Linked DNA regions of Homo sapiens: region 2 is linked to region 1. Evidence: read pairs that join two places in POLR2A ChIA-PET (ENCODE). Cell type or tissue: PC-9. All regions are shown on one strand. Each heading gives the region's core, and the rest is flanking DNA. Links, peaks and the distances in the headings are about the cores only.

The links. Peaks named below come from ENCODE experiments on the same cell type or tissue, not always from the same donor. Only the 100,000 strongest peaks of a DNase experiment are listed, where the experiment ranks them.
Region 2: POLR2A ChIA-PET joins it to region 1 with 7 read pairs; 2 of 35 experiments call an interaction of 5 or more read pairs at or near these places.

Annotation. Positions count from the first base shown.
Region 1 is chr5:139,020,045-139,028,001 of GRCh38, reverse strand. SIL1 (SIL1 nucleotide exchange factor) reads left to right here. Exons shown (of 10, transcript NM_022464.5): 6 at 1,010-1,201; 7 at 6,710-6,831. Among named protein-coding and RNA genes, the nearest start is that of LRRTM2, 150 kb to the right of the region's middle. In PC-9, for the core only: no CTCF peak of the experiment used is centred there; a DNase peak (open chromatin) is centred at 5,251.
Region 2 is chr5:138,650,649-138,658,605 of GRCh38, reverse strand. No RefSeq gene overlaps it. Among named protein-coding and RNA genes, the nearest start is that of HSPA9, 79 kb to the right of the region's middle. RefSeq lists an enhancer at 7,316-7,957. In PC-9, for the core only: a CTCF peak has its summit at 4,875 (motif pointing left); DNase peaks (open chromatin) are centred at 3,975 and 4,945; H3K27ac peaks cover 790 bases.

The sequences.
Region 1 (7,957 bases), core at 1,120-6,119:
GAATCAGGATGTGGCGCCCCATGGATGTGATTGCTCCGCTAGGAGCTTGGTCTTTTTTAAGAGAGGCTGATTCATTTCTTTGGTTGGTGTTTCTATGGAGTGCTTGTAACTGGGGAGAAAAACCCATAGGTAATAGATGAGCAATTTGGAGCTGACAGCTGTTCATCATCCGGCTTTTTATAAATATCTGTGCCTTTTAGTTTTTCTTGGAAGACAGATACATAAGCCACTGTGACTTTTCAGACTCTCTTTATAGGCACTATCTTCTCAAATTGGGAAGAAAACAGTGTCACATGTATAAAATATTTAATTAAAGTCTTTTATTCACCTCTAATGTAACTTCATTTTTAAAGTTTTTATATGTGAGTGGAGTGGGGAAGGATTCAGAGAAAATTGTTCGAGATTTGAGTATAGTACATATAGTAATTTAGCCATTTCAAACAGTTGAACAAATTGTACACCTGTGGTTAGATTGACAGTAATGACAGTGATTTAATTTTCATCAGCAAATTGCTCCTGCTGTGACAGCTCTTACCCATAGTTTTCTATGTCCAAGTTTCCCTAAAATGTTGTTGGATTGGGTAGGGCAAGGCCAAGATAGTCTATGATTGTGAGAAGTGGAGAAGTAGGGTGTGGGTTATTCTACCTTAGGTCTCAGCTGTTTCATATGTGGTTTGAGGTTGAAGATGAACTTGCATTACTTCCCCTTAACTCAGTGGTTGTGACAAAAAGCCTTTCTATTCTTCCTGAATATTGGAAATCGGACTTGAATAAGCGAATCTTGGAACATCTTGAGTGTGTTTTTAGAGCTGAGGCCTATATAGGCAGACTTTGAGGGCTGTCTTCTCTGGGCATCTTAGAAAGTATTAGTATTTTTGATAGCATAGATGAGAGAAGACTGTGAGTCTTGGAGCAGCAGTTTTTTGAGGATGGGCATCCATGGTAGACCACAGACATCTTGGGCAGATGTCTCCAACCAATTTAATCACCTCTTTGCTGCTCTCCTTAGGCAAGGCAGGCTGAGGTAAAGCGGCTCTTCCGCCCCATTGAGGAACTGAAGAAAGACTTTGATGAGCTGAATGTTGTCATTGAGACTGACATGCAGATCATGGTACGGCTGATCAACAAGTTCAATAGTTCCAGCTCCAGTTTGGAAGAGAAGATTGCTGCGCTCTTTGATCTTGAATATTATGTCCATCAGGTACTGTATTTCTTCGTCCATAAGTCAGACTTTTAACAGCTCCAAAAATAAATCCCCCTTCCCTAAGCCCTAAGAAAATAGCATCAACATCTTTACTTCTCTCCCAGAGCACAGACTATTTTTAATCTAGTCTTGTTATCTTTTGTAGTAAGATACAGTCTTAGAGGCCAGAGCCAACTTCTTTTTCTTTTTTTGTCTGAGTCAGAGTCTCACTCGGTCACCCAGCCTGGAGTGCAGTGGCGCGATCTCGGCTCACTGCAACCTCCACCTCCTGGGTTCAAGCTATTCTCCTGCCTCAGCCTTCCGAGCAACAGGGATTACAGGTGTGCACCACCACGCCCAGCTAATTTTTTGTATTTTTGATAGAGATAGGGTTTCACTATGTTGGCCAGGCTGGTCTTGAACTCCTAACCTCAAGTGATCCACCCACCTTGTCCTCCCAAAGTGCTGGGATTACAGGCTTGAGCCACCATGCCTGGCCAGCCAACCTCTTTTTCATGTGGAGTGGTACCTTCTTTAGTACCTCTGAGGGTACCACAGAGATAAAATAGACATAGTCCTAGTTATGCAGCTTATAGCCTGGAAGAGGAAGTAATTGAATAATGAACAATTGAACAAATTAATTAAATAATGAGATAATTTAAGATTGTAATGAGGGCTCCAGAGGGTGATGTAAGAATATGTAACTGGAGAACTTAGAGCCTAGTCATGGACAATAAGGGAGGCTTCTCAGAGGATGTGACATTTAGGCCAAGCGTTATAGGATGATTGGGGTTGGCTGGGTGAAGAGGGGGGACTAGAGCAGGGGATGGCAAACTACTGCCCATAGGTCAAATCTGGCCCAACACCTCCTTTCCTAAATAAAATTTTATTGGGGCACAGCAACCCCTATTTGTTCATGCATTGTTTATTGCTGTTTTTATGCCACAATGGCAGAATTGAGTAGTTGTGACAGAGACCATATGGCTCACAAAGTCAAAAATATTTACTACCAGGCCCTTTAGAAAAAGTTTGCCAATCCTTAGATTAGAGCATTCCAGCTAGAGGAAACAACATGTGCAGAGATTCTAGGGCAGGGACAAGCTTGGGGAGATTGAGGGCCTGGAAAAGATTGGAGTGACTGGAGCACAGCGGCCTGGAGGGGAGCATAGATGAAGTGGGAAGGTTCGGGGGCTGGAGAGGTGAGGTTGGAGATATCATGCTCTTTATGATTTTAGCCTTGATCCTAAGAACCACTAGAGAGTTTGAAGCAGGGAAGTAACTGATCAGACTTATAATAACTAATATTTGTTGAGTGTTGTCATATACCAGGCACTGCTTCAAGTGCTCTGTATGCATTAATTCATTGACTTCCGTGGCTGCCCTATGAGTAGGTACCACTATTAATCCCATTTTATAACCGAGGAAAATGAGGCACAGAGAGATTATGTAATTGCTCAAGATCATCCAGCCTAGTGAGTGGTAGAGCTGGAATTTGCAGCAAGGTCTGTCTGACCCTAAACTCTGTGCTCTAAAACTTTTGGCCACTCTGTTTCTCAAAGGCAACTGGTACCTTTTGAATTAAGCTCAAAAGGTGGAGCTAACAAGGAGCCAATAAAAGCCATTGATTTATTCAATAAATAAATCAAGTGTCTACTAACTCCCAGGCACTGTTCCAGGCACTTGAGATACGTCTATGAACAAAATTAGGGCTTAACCTTCTAGCAGAAGCAGATAGACAAGCATAAGAAAGAAGTAATTATATGTAATATGTTTGTAGGTAATAAATACTGTAGAAAAATAGAAACTATGGCGAGATAGGAACTGGCAGCATTGAGAAGGGGCATCTCTGGCTGGAGGAAGAGCAAGTGTGGAAGCCCGGTGGTGGGAACATGCCTAGTGTGTTTGAATCAGCTGGAGCTGAGAGCAGGCAGAGAAGAAGTACATACAGCTCAGAGAGATAATGGGAGGAAGAATATAGAGGGCCTGTAGGCCATGGAAAAGAGTGAACTTGCATATTATTGAAGGATATTGAGCAGAAGAATGATGTGATCTGACTTACTTTTAAAAGGATTCCTCCAGCTACTGTGTTGAGAATTAGACTGCAGGTGGGGGGCTTGGTAGAAGCAGAGACCAGATAGGAGGCTATTGCAGTAATCCAGACTAGGGGCAACAGTGGCCCAGGAGGCTGTGTAATCATAATCAAAGGCTTGTTTGAGATCCTTGTCAAGACACAGATCCTCAATGTCCTCCCATGCACCATGCACGACAGTGCCCTTGTTCTCTGTAAACTGGGCTAAAAGACATGCTTTCTTCCTTTAGGATTTTGCCAGCATCTGTGGTGAAAGAGGATGAGTATGCACTGTATCCATAGGAATTATGGGGCAGCCTCTTCATCTTCTTTCTCTGCTCATAACTCTTTCTCAGGCCTCAAATAGCAGGACTCTGATCCTCTTAGAGAAAAAAAATGAACCTCGGTTCTCTTTCCCCTTTCCAGTCTTACTCTCCAGGGTAAAAACCAAGAACTCCAACAGCTTTTCCATTAGAGATATTTAAAGGATTAAGGATATAAGGGGTTATTTGCCAACTCAGTCCTCCTTTGATGTTGACAGCTTCTATTTTTTCTCATCTTAACATATTTGGATGAATCTTTAGGTATCAGGTCACCATGGGCTCTTGCACATGAAACACCAAAATGACTGGAGAGCTTATCATACCTGGAAGGGTGTGAGTCCACAGGAGGCTTGGGCTAGCATTGCCCCAACAAAGTTCTTTGTTTTCCCTTGTAGGCTCTTTGTCACTTGGCAGTGTCTTCCCTAAGGTGACATCCCCATTCTGCTTTCACAGGCCACCTCACCAGACCCATCCTGAGGTCATCCCAAAATCAGTCCCTGGCAGAAGCCAAATTTGTCTGTTGGCAGAGAAATGTTCTGGATCATTGGTGTTTTGACTGGAAGGGCTGGTGCATCAGGCTGCCATGCAGCAATGTTAAGCTGTGATTTCACTGGGGGATTAAGTAAGACACAACTCGGCCCGAGTCCCAGTTGTGATGGGGGCTTGGGGTGATGTAGTACTAGTTTTAAGGAAGATGGCACTTTCCTAGCCAGGAACTTCCCCAGTCCTTTCTCATTCCAGACTCACTGAATGGTGGTTTGAGGAGCTGTAGGCTCCAAGGACCCAAACCAGGTCTGCCAGGCTTCCTCACAGCCATATTTGAATTATTAAACAGGATATGTGAAAAGCAAAACCTTGTGTGTGGAAACAGATGGTGAGTTATTTATGAGGAGCGGCCTCCGTCCGCCCCATCTACCTCGGGCAGTACATTTGCCTTCTCCCACGTGTCTCCTCAGCTGTGTGCCACCATTTTTCCCCTTCGCTGTTTCCCATTCTCTCATTGTCTTATCAGTGCCCTGCTTCTTTCCTTTCCTCCAGGGTGTTGGCATAGTTCCCTCCTGCACTCCCTCCTCCTCTTCCTCTCTGCCTGTCCCACCCCACCCCGAAGGCAGCCTGAGAACAGTTTTGGCCCCAGACCGAGATGGGGAGCTGTGGACCTGGGCTATGGTCATGGTTTCTCCTGTATGTCACCAGGGGGGGGCCCAGCTTTTGATGTGCACTGGGCAGAATGAATCGTTTCTTCCTCACTGTTAGTGAAGTAAACCATGAGAAAACATCCCAAAAAGGCTGAAGTGCTTATATAAATGTCTGCATTTCTATCATGCTGAATTATCATTGTAGTAATAGTAGATAAACTGACTCTAGAACAGAAGGTCCATGATTCTGGGCTGTGTTGCTTTGGAGCTGACCGAGTGGCAGCTGCTCTGCTAGGAACTCATACCAGCTTTATAAGTGGCCATTCCAGGCGTGGTATGACAGGATTCTGAGCCATAGTTTTGTATCCAGAAAACCCAGAGGAAGGACAACCAAAGAATAGGTAGTGAATTCTTACATTGTAAAATTAGAGCATGTAGGGAAGGAAGGAAGGTGCTTATGTCAGCAAAGCACCCAACCCTGAGTCTCCCTAGTTAGCTGGGCTGTGGCTCAACCAGTTATTCCTCTTCATAAGAACAGTTTGGGGCAGAAAAATGTCCATGGCCTGGGGCCACATGGCAGAGCAGACTTCATGCTTACTTCACAACCTGGTTTAGCCATTACTTCATGTCTGCGGTACCAGAGGCCCATTCATTTTGTTGGCACAGATACCCCAGATTGCCTTTTTATTCACACTGGAGCTTTATTTCAGGAACATTCTTTTCTGATCAAATTCATACTCATTAATGCAACAGTTATTCATTGAACACCTAACCATATGCTCAGCACCATCCTAGTCCCTGGAGCTACAAGCGTGGACAGACAGACAAAACCCCTGCTGTCATGGAGATTCCATCCAAATGTGTATGAATATGATTTTTCAAGTGGCAACAACAGGCTAGGCCACCACAAAACACTAGCACAGTCAAATACCAATCCTCACACTTGATTTCTCTGTCAGAGTCCTCTCCTAGTTCAGAGAGGCAAGGATGCAGTTGGGAAGGGGCCCTGTGGAATCTGGAGGAGAAAGATGGGTAGCAGCCACAGTTGTTGGGCTTCAGCTTCCTGAGTTTTCCTCATGATTGATAGCGTGGGATTAGCATATGGGCAAGATGCAGCCTTTGTGGCAACAAAGATATATTCGAGGGAGACTGTAGCGGGTACATGTAGAAAACAGGATCCAGTGACCTTTCTGAGGAAAGCGAGTTGTCTTGTTCCAGGGTACTAATAAACTGTGGGTAATGAGATCCGCTATAGAGTAAAAGAGAGAATCCGGACTTGGGGATTTGGAGCTTAAATGATAGCCTAGACCAATGCTGTTGAATAGAACTTTATGTAATGATAGAAATGTTCTGCACTGTCTGATACATAGCCACTAGCCAGTAGCACAGGCTTAGACAGAAACCTTTGGGAGAGCGATTTTCTTGCATATTTTATCATGAATGTCTTCAGATGCAGTCAACCTGAGATGCAAGAGAAAGGTACTATTGTTATTCCCCCCTCCCCAGCACTCTTACGGCAACCCCCCTCCCAATAACAGGGCTCCTTTTATAGTCCCTAGCTTCTAATTTAAAATCAGCTTTAAAAATCTGCCTCCACTGTCCCCATTGGGATTGGACATCAGCAGGAAGCATGGCACCATTTAGTGGTGCTGATGACGCCAGATTCTTTGTGTTAACAGCTTGTACATTAGGAGCAAGCTTTGTGACTCATTATGATATTAGAATTTTCCAGGACATGTTTGGCATAAGCAATAGCTAGGTGTCATTTCTGCTGATTCCCACGCAGGTGCTCATCAATCGTGTTAGATGAATTAGGAGTTCTCAAATTTAAGAGTATTAAAAAATTGGTTTTTACAAACCTTTTCTTAGTCAAAAAGGCCATTATTGATTTTTCCATGGCTTTTTAATTTGTTTTTGGGTAGTCACCAAAAGAAAGGCTCTAAGAACAGCTTTCCTGTCCCTGATGGCTATGCTGTACTAAGCAGTGGCTCTGTTGCAGATGGACAATGCGCAGGACCTGCTTTCCTTTGGTGGTCTTCAAGTGGTGATCAATGGGCTGAACAGCACAGAGCCCCTCGTGAAGGAGTATGCTGCGTTTGTGCTGGGCGCTGCCTTTTCCAGGTGAGCAGTATAATGGACGTCCCAATGGCCAGAATTGCTTGGCCTGATCTGCTTGGAAGAAGGGTACACTTGAATGTGCCTGTTGCTACTGACATTTCAGTGTCATCTCAATGAAACTAGAGTAAAATTTGATTCTGCCCTTATTCCAAGTAGATAGGAATTTTTACCCATGTTGTCACCATCTGTGACTCTCTGTTCCCCCATCTTATGTGTATGGACATTTAATAACACATCTTAGGTCACATTCTCTGTTTTATTCAAAGCTTGTAAAAAGTTAGACCAACTATAAATAGTAGAGAGGGAGGGGAATAAACAAGAGTAGGTCTTTTGGCAGTAAAGCTACATCTAGTGACGAATAAATGATGAGCCTGACCAAGGGGGTGCTTTCAGGGAGGAATGTGTCTTGCCCTAGTTGTCTGGAACCAATGTACATGCCGTCAGATTATCGCCCTCTCTAGGTTGGAAATTGTTGAGAATTTCAGTTAGTCTGGCTTGTGATGGAAGACTGATAAGGCAAGAGGAGTGGGGAGGTAGCATCTCGAAAGAGTAGATGCCAAAAGATATGTAGGCACCACATCATTCTACACCACCTGCAAAGGTCAAGATATCTGCATGCTGCAATTGGTCCATTGGAGCTATTGTTCCTCCCATTTTTGAAAATCTGCTCTTAGGACCATTTGTGCCTTTAAAACAGGAACAAATATTCTGATTCTTGCTGCAAGGGCATGGGTGGAGGCTATTAGATGCTTAGATGCAGGTCACGATGTTACAGGAGAAAAGCTATTCTGAACATATTTACCATTATAGGCTTTGTTTCGAGAAGATTTCCTTTGTGCTTTATCTGTGCTTGTTTTTTAAATCAGAATCTCAGTCTGATGCTCTCTCACTCTGAAAGGCATTCAGCATATTTTCTTAGTAAGTTGAAGGGCAGAGCTGGGAAAGCTGGAGGAGTTGTTCCATGAGGAGAGGCACTGCCGGCCTTTGTTTCCGTTATCACCACTCTGCCTGGATCTTCAAGCCCTGGCTCCCTGTGTTGGTGGTGTTGACAGTCAAGGCTCTGGCCTCAAGGGCAACTCCACCTCCCTTGGTCTCACCTCCCAGAACCAAAGTCTCCCAGGAAGCCCAG
Region 2 (7,957 bases), core at 924-5,923, 370 kb after region 1:
TTCTCATTGCTCCCAGAACACTGAATGGGAGACTCACTCAGGAGTGGCATGATCTAGGGCAGTTCCTGTCCACCCTCTGAGCCTCAACTCCCTTATATTTATTTATTTTTATTTTATTTTATTTACTTTTTAATTTTTTTATTTTTATTTTTTTTGAGATGGAGTCACCCTCTGTCTCCGAGGCTGGAGTGCAATGGCGCAATCTTGGCTCACAGCAACCTCTGCCTCCTGAGTTCAAGTTATTCTCCTGCCTCAGCCTCCTGAGTAGCTGGGATTACAGGCATGTGCCACCACACCCGGCTAATTTTTGTATTTTTAGTAGAGACAGGGTTTCACCATGTTGTCCAGGCTGGTCTCGAACTCCTGACCTCAGGTGATCTGCCTGCCTCGGCCTCCCAAATTGCTGGGATTACAGGCTTGAGCCACCTCGCCTGGCCTATTTTCTTTCTTTTTTTTTTTTTTTTTTTGAGATGGAGTCTTGCTCTGTCTTCCAGGCCAGAGTGCAAGGGTGCAATCTTGGCTCACTGTAACCTCTGCCTCCCAAGTTCAAGCGATTCTCCTGCCTCGGCCTCCCAAGTAGCTGGGATTACAGGCGTGCACCACCATGCCCACCTAATTTTTGTATTTTTGGTGGAGACGGGGTTTCACTATGTTGGCCAGGCTGGTCTCAAACTCCTGACCTCAGGTGATCCATCTGCCTCGGCCTCCCAAAGTGCTGGGATTGCAGCTGTAAGCCATTGTGCCTGGCCAACTCCCATATATTTAAAAGATGGGTTGCCCTAAATCATGCCTAATGCCACCTTGCCTCGCTAGTGCCCAGACCCCAGGGAAGGGAGGGTGGCTGTTCTCTGCTGCGTTGCTTCATCTCCAGGTTTCCACTCTCTGTCCCTGTGTGGCTGCTCCTCTTCCTGGGCCAGCACATCCAGTTGTCTTTGCCCTGCTCTTCTTTCTCTTTGCAGATCTCTCCCTCACTTGCTGACAGAGTCTCTGAGGGATATCTGGTCTGTAGAGTCTTCCGGTGTAGTTCCAGAACATGCCCTTGGCCATGGGCCTGGAAACGGTGTCTGGTGGGAAGTGGCTCTGGGACGGCCTGAAAGCCATAGCTGCACACTGTTTCTACCAAGCTCATCAGGAGGTGCCTGGGAGGCTTCCAAGGTCTGAAACAGGTCCCCTTCCCTGAGGGACACAGGTTTAGAAATGAAGGCTGCCTCTGTCTCAAGCATTAGAAATTGTGACTTCCCTGTGGGTAAATAACAGCATCAGCCTTCTTAGGGACACAGGTCCTGGCGGAAACGGAGCTCTTGTTCCACCTTTGCCCCACTCCAAGCTTCCTGGAGGACCCGGTAGTTTTCCACATTCTTTTACTCCCATTTGTGGGGCTCTGGAGCCTGGCCAGTTGTCTCCTGATGGGAACCAGAACCCAAGGCACCACAGGCCCCTAAACCTCTCCAACAACTGCGTGTGGTTGTTCCTAGTGCGAAATGCCAGCCACATTCACCTTCCCCTCCTCCTCCCTGGAGAGTGGGAACTGAGGGCCTGACCACTATTTTTTTCACCACCTCAGCCCCAGGGACCACAGGAGGAACTCCATATCTAACCTGAGCCAGCAGGAGGGACAGCATAGGGGCCTCCTAAGGATGGTGCAGGTGAGAGCAAGAGCTGAGGTAGGGAGGAGTGGATGAATACTTCCGGGAGATAAAAGATTTGAATTGCACCTCAAAACCCAAAAGGAGGATGTATTGTTGAGGCAGGGAAGATAAAAATAAGCAAAGTGGAAAGCCGAGGATTTGAATTTAGACAGATCTGGGTTCACATTTCAGCTCCATCTCAAGCTGTGAAATCTTAGGCAACTTCTGGAGTCCTTGGTTTCCTCCTCCACGCTCCACAATGGTGATTATTCCATAATGTTGTTGCAGCATTCAATGAAATAATGTACATAAGAAACTTACCAGCCAGGTGTTGTGGCTCGTGCCTGTAATCCCAACACTTCGGAAGGCTGAGGTGGGAGAATCACTTGAGGCTAGGAGTTCAAGACCAGCGTGGGAACATTGCAAGACCTTGCCTCCACTAAAAATTTAAAAATCAGCTGTGTGCCGTATCAAATACCTTTGGTCCCAGCTACTCGGTAGGCTGAGGTGGGAGTTTGAGGTTGCAGTGAGCTATGATCTCACCATTGCACTCCAGCCTGGCCAACAAGTGAGACTTTGTCTCAATAGGAAGAAAGAGACAGAGAAAGAAACTTACCAAGTTTTCTGGCATATATTGGGCACCCAGTAAATGGTTGCTATTATTGTTATCACTATGTTGGTGATGGGGAGTCAAGAAGAGGGAATTGAAGAGCAGTCTTTTGTTTGTAGAGACAGGCAACCACAGTGAGTAGGAGAAGAAATCCCCAGACAGGGGTCTCTAACAGAAGCCATCTGTGATCTCATGAGGGCCTAGTCTTGCCACTCTGGTGCTGTCTTGTTGACTCAGATATAGGCTTTGATTTCCTTGGAGCAGCTCAGTTTACATCAGGAATAAGCAGCATCTTGGGAAATTCGAGTCACGGAGACTGGGCAGAGTCGCTCTCACTGTCAGATAAAGGGGCCCCTGTTCTGATTCCCATCAGTGACAAGGGATGACGCTCAGGCTGCCACTGAGCATGAGGGCCAGGCCAGAAGGAACAATGGTTGGGCAGGTGCCAAGGTCTTGGGAAAAAACTGAGGTCCTGAGAGAGAAACCAGAGCTGCCCCAGTGGGTACTGCCTTCCCTTTTGTGCCTCTCACTTTTTGCTCCCAGCCCCAATTTCTTGTCTTTTCTTTTTTTGTTTTTTATAGAGATGGGGTCTCACTATGTTGCCCAGGCTGGTCTTGAATTCCTGGCCTCAAGTAATCCTCCCACCTTGGCCTCCTAAAGTGCTGGGATTACAGACGTGAGCCACCACAACTGCTTCCCCCACCGATGTCTAAACCCTCCAACCCCTATCTCTGACAAGGAGGGTGGGACCAAGCTGAGATGTGTCAGGGTAGGTGGTGATGATACCATAGACACTGGGAGTCCTCTCCCAGAGGTGCTGGTTACAGTATTGGACTTCCTTCTACATCACTAGACCTGGGGGACCCATAAAAGATCAGAGGGCCAGGAAAATGGAGTAGCAATCCTAAAATCCTGAGAAGTGAGAATTCACAGCTGTCAGCTTTACCTCACCCTGCTTCTTTTCTTCTTCTTCTTCTTCTTTCTTTTCCCCCCCAAGACAGTCTCACTCTGTCACACAGGCTGGAGTGCAGTGGCGCGATCTTGGCTCACTGCAGCCTCTGCCTCCCGGGTACAAGCAATTCTCCTGCTTCAGTCTCCTGAGTAGCTGGGATTACAGGTGCCCGCCACCACCCCCAGCTAATTTTTGTATTTTTAGTAGAGATGGGGTTTCTCCATGTTGGCCAGGCTGGTCTCAAACCCCTGACCTCGTGATCCACCCACCTCGGCCTCCCAAAGTGCTGGGATTATAGGCGTAAGCCACCACACCCGGCTCTTTTCTTCAACCCCAGTTCCCTCTTTCTTCTTTCTCTTCTCACTCTCTCTTTTCCATTCTCTTTTTTCTGCCTCTTCCTCAGACTGGTTTTGCAACTTTTCAACTTCTGTTCCCAAACCCCCCTCACATACAGAAGAGTCTCTCTTTCTCTTGTCTCTCATTTATGTCTCTGATTGCCTTACCCAGAGAAGGGACCCCTGCCTTCTCTGATAGAGGCTTAAAAGAGAGCAAAGCCCCAGGGCTGGGGTAGCTCAGGCCCAGGGGACCATGGGGGTGAGGCCTAGGCCACATGGAGATGGAAGCATGAGCCGGCTCATGACTGCATAAAGACTGTGGTATTGAGTGGGCTCTGGTGACTCACCACTCAGCGGAGGGGTCTGGGAGAGTGATGTCACTGTTGACACTAGAACTGCCCCATCCCTGCCCTGAGACCTTTTCTTGCCTTGCTGACTTCTTTTTGCCTCCCTTTATAGGGCAGGGCTAAGGAAGCAAGTTTCACCTTTGATGACATTTAGAACCACAATGTGGTTTTTTTAAACCGAGAATTTCCTTCCCACATCCTCACCTCCTCCTCCTCTGCCTGTCTTGTGGCGGTGGGGGGGGGGGTGTACTCATGTGCACGTGGGCATTCTCTGTCTCACACATGTGTGCACATTTCTTTTATGTATGTACAGCTCACGTGCATGCACACACACACACTCACTCACACTCACACATACTCCCACCTGCCATCTGTTTCCGTCAGTCGGGGGATCACATAAACTGGGCCTCCAAACAGTGCAGGGGGACTGGAAGGGGCTGATTCTCCCAGAGGGGGACCTGAGGAAGAATCCCTGTGTGCTCTTGTCTGCTGGCACCTCGATGCCATGTGCCTCTTCACTTCAGAGGCTGCACCCTTGAGCCCCAGTAAGCCCAGAATTTGGGTAGGAATGTGTGTCCTTGAGAAGGTGAGCTTCCAATTTCATAATCAGAGGAAAACTGGGGTGGAATTGGGTTGTGGGTTGTGGGTAGGGACAGTGGGGATATATGGAGGAAGACATAGACTAGGAGGGCCAGAGACTAGAAACTGACTTCAAGACAAATGTCATCACTGTCCCTTCTCCCACCCTCCCCCAAATTAGATGTATATTTCTTTCCCTCTACATTTTGAGAAGAGAGAAAGTTGCATCTCACTTGGTAACCAAGTCCCAGGAATCTAGCTTAAGCCGGGGCAGAGGAAGAGTTCCCAACATGAGACTGAATATTAATGCTATGTAAATCACATGCAAATGTGTTGAAAGCAAAAATAAATAGGTGGTGGGTCTTGAAAAAGGAACAATTAGACTGAGGTGAAGGCAGTGGAGGAGCCACAGCCTGGTAACAGGGTGACTTCTGGAGTCTGGGTGCAGGCTGTGCGCTCCTGCCCTCTAGAGATCCTGGCCTGCCTGTGGTTGGTAAAAAACGGTTTGTTTTGGCCATAAGCAACTAACCAACAAGTCCTTGTCAAATGCATACCTGGCCTGGTGGCAGAGGTGGATTTTCTGTGAAGCTAATGAAGCTTGGGTGGCAGTGCTCCTCATTTGCACAGGCCCCTTCGAAACCCTGCACTTAATTTCATATTCATCATCTTGTATTTTTTTTCTTAAAGAGGGCCCCCCAAATTGTATAAGCTTTGGGCTCCACAAAACCTGGGTTCACCTCTGCAGTGAAGGGGATAATTGTGTAAAATGTTGACAAGCTCTCTGTTCTTGGTTTAATTAGCAGCCTCCTTTGAAATAATCTCTGTCAGAGATGTGTCTGTGTGCACAGCTTTATGCGCCCCTTTTCCTAGGTGGAGGGAGACCCCATGGCTGCTCCTGTTTCCAAGACACCACGGTTTTCTGCCTTGAGACTGGGGCAAGAGAAGGGTGAAGGAAACTGCTTTGTTTCTAAAGGGAATGTGGCGGAGAACCCCAAGGAACAAGTATCTGATAATAAATAATAATAATCTTACCTTTGTAAAGCCTTTAAGAGTTTCCAAAGGGAATGTGTCATTTGATCTTCACAATAACCCTGAAGCAGGAAGGAAAGGTATTATGGAGATGTGTTACAGACAAGTAAACTGAGGCTCAGAGAAGTCTAATTACAATAATAATAGCTCAAAAGCACAAAGCTATTGTATCAGCAAGAACAATCACATATGTTCACTCATTTAATCTGTACAACAATTCTATGAGGTGGGTACAATTATTATCCTCATTTTAGAAACAGGGAAACTGCACAGAGAGGTTAGCCAAACTAAAGAGTAGCCCAGCCAAGATCCGAACTCAAGCAAGCAGTCTGGCGGCTGAGTCCTCGCTCTCAATCAGTACGCCACTCCAAAACCTTGTGCACCGTCATGGGCTAGACTTCAAGCCCTGACCTGTCTGACCCGTTTCTCATCACCACTAAGCACTAATATGTCCCTCTGAACCAGGAACTCAAAGCCTAGATGGAGGGGCAGGAGATTGGTGGGAAGTCCAGGTGACTGACCGTAAGGATCAGGGTCTAGTCATGGAAATGGCCCCTCAGGACAGATGAGTACCAGGGTTCCTCCTGGACTGAAAGCACAGGGCGGGAGGTGAGCCAGCAGGCACCAGCCCGCCAAGAGCCCGGGTAGACTTCTTAAAGAAGCTGGAACGTGTTGGTTCCTTTCAGGAACCAACATCTGACCACCTCTCCCCACTCCTTACTTACAGGCAAGTAAACTGAGGCTCAGAGATGTCTAATTACAGTAATAATAGCTTACAGTCAAGCATGATGGCTCACGCCTGTAATCCCAGCACTTTGGGAGGCTGAGACAGGTGGATCACTTGAGGACAGGTGTTTGAGACCAGCCTGACCAACATAGCTAAACCCCGTCTCTACTAAAAATACAACAATTAGCCGGGTGTTGTGGCGCACGTCTGTAGTCCCAGCGCCTCAGGAGGCTGAGGCAGAAGAATTGCTTGAACCCAGAAGGCAGAGGTTGCAGTGAGCTGAGATCGTGCCACTGCACTCCAGCCTGGGCTACAGAGCGAGACTCTGTCTCAAAAATATATAATAATAATAATAATAATAATAATAGCTCACGAGCACAAAGCTATTGTATCAGCAGGGACAATCCCCACTTCCCAGACAAATGAGATCAAGATTATGGTCAGAGGTGTGTTTAGGGAGATTACCATGGCAACGAGGTAAAGGATGATGGACTAAGAGTAGGGGCACGCTAGAGGGAGACTGGTTAGGAGATGGTGGCAGAAATCCAGGTGAGAAGTGATGAGGCCCCACTCGAACCAAGGTGGTGGCTGTGTGGCTGTGGTGTAAAGAAGAGAGATGCTACAGGGGAGAATGAATGAAGGAAGGACAGGGATGTCTTTTTCAAACAACACAGCGCACATACAGGCCCCAGTGGAAGAAGCGGGGTAGAGAGTGGGAAGTGCTGGCGGCTGCGGGGGCAATAAACAATGAGGCCTGCAGGATGAGCAGCCCCTGGAAGCTGCCAGAGTTGCTCACATCCCATCTTCCTGCTCTCCCCCAGTCAGTCAGGCTGGCCCTGCCACTGGGCTCTGTGTGTGTGGGGGTGGGGGCAGGCGGTGGTGCTGGGGCTGGGGAGAAGGGAGAAGTGTCAGCCCTGGCCTCTGGGGCCACATACAGGGAGGTGAGCTATGGGGAGCATCACGGAAGCGTGATTTAGAGTCTCATTCCCACTGCCCTTCACCGTGCTGCAAGGACAGTTCAACGTAATATATAATTACCGCCGCCCCACAAGGCTGCACTGTACACAGAGCTCCCACCTTCCTCCCGCTCCCTCCTGCCTGCCTTCAGACTATAAATCAGTTTTCAATCCTGAATGCTACCTGTAAATGTTCGAGCTCAGGATCCTCGCCTCATATTCCTATGTCCCTGGGGGGTGGTTCAGGATGTGAGTGGCTTCCCCCAGTCCTGATTCTGACATCCCAGCCCCTGATTGATGGTGAGAGGAGCAGCAGGGAAGCTGGAAATGGCTCTAGGGTCTCTGGAGCCCTGGCCTGGGGAGAGGGGTGGGCAGCTCTGGATCTGCCTGACTCAGCCAAGCCTGAACTGGATGCTCCCCAGTGTACAGAACTGTGGACATGCTCCGGACCAATTGGTGGGAAGGCATTGAAACTGACCCCTCCCCGAAAATGGCAACTTCTTTCCAGCCTTGTCAGATGTGCCAGAGCAGGCAGGTGGGCACGTTCACTGGAGTGTCCAAAAGACGGCAGCCTCGCCATAGGCTGATCTGGGGATGAAGAGGCACAGCCATGCCTTTCCCCTGAGCTGGGATGGGAAATCCCATGATGCACCTTTGAGGTGATAAAAGGACAAATCAAGAAAGAAATTCTTGGCCAGGCATTGTGGCTCATGCCTGTAATCCCAGCACTTTGGGAGACCGAGGCAGGCGGATCACCTGGTGAAACCCTGTCTCTACTAAAAATACAAAAATTA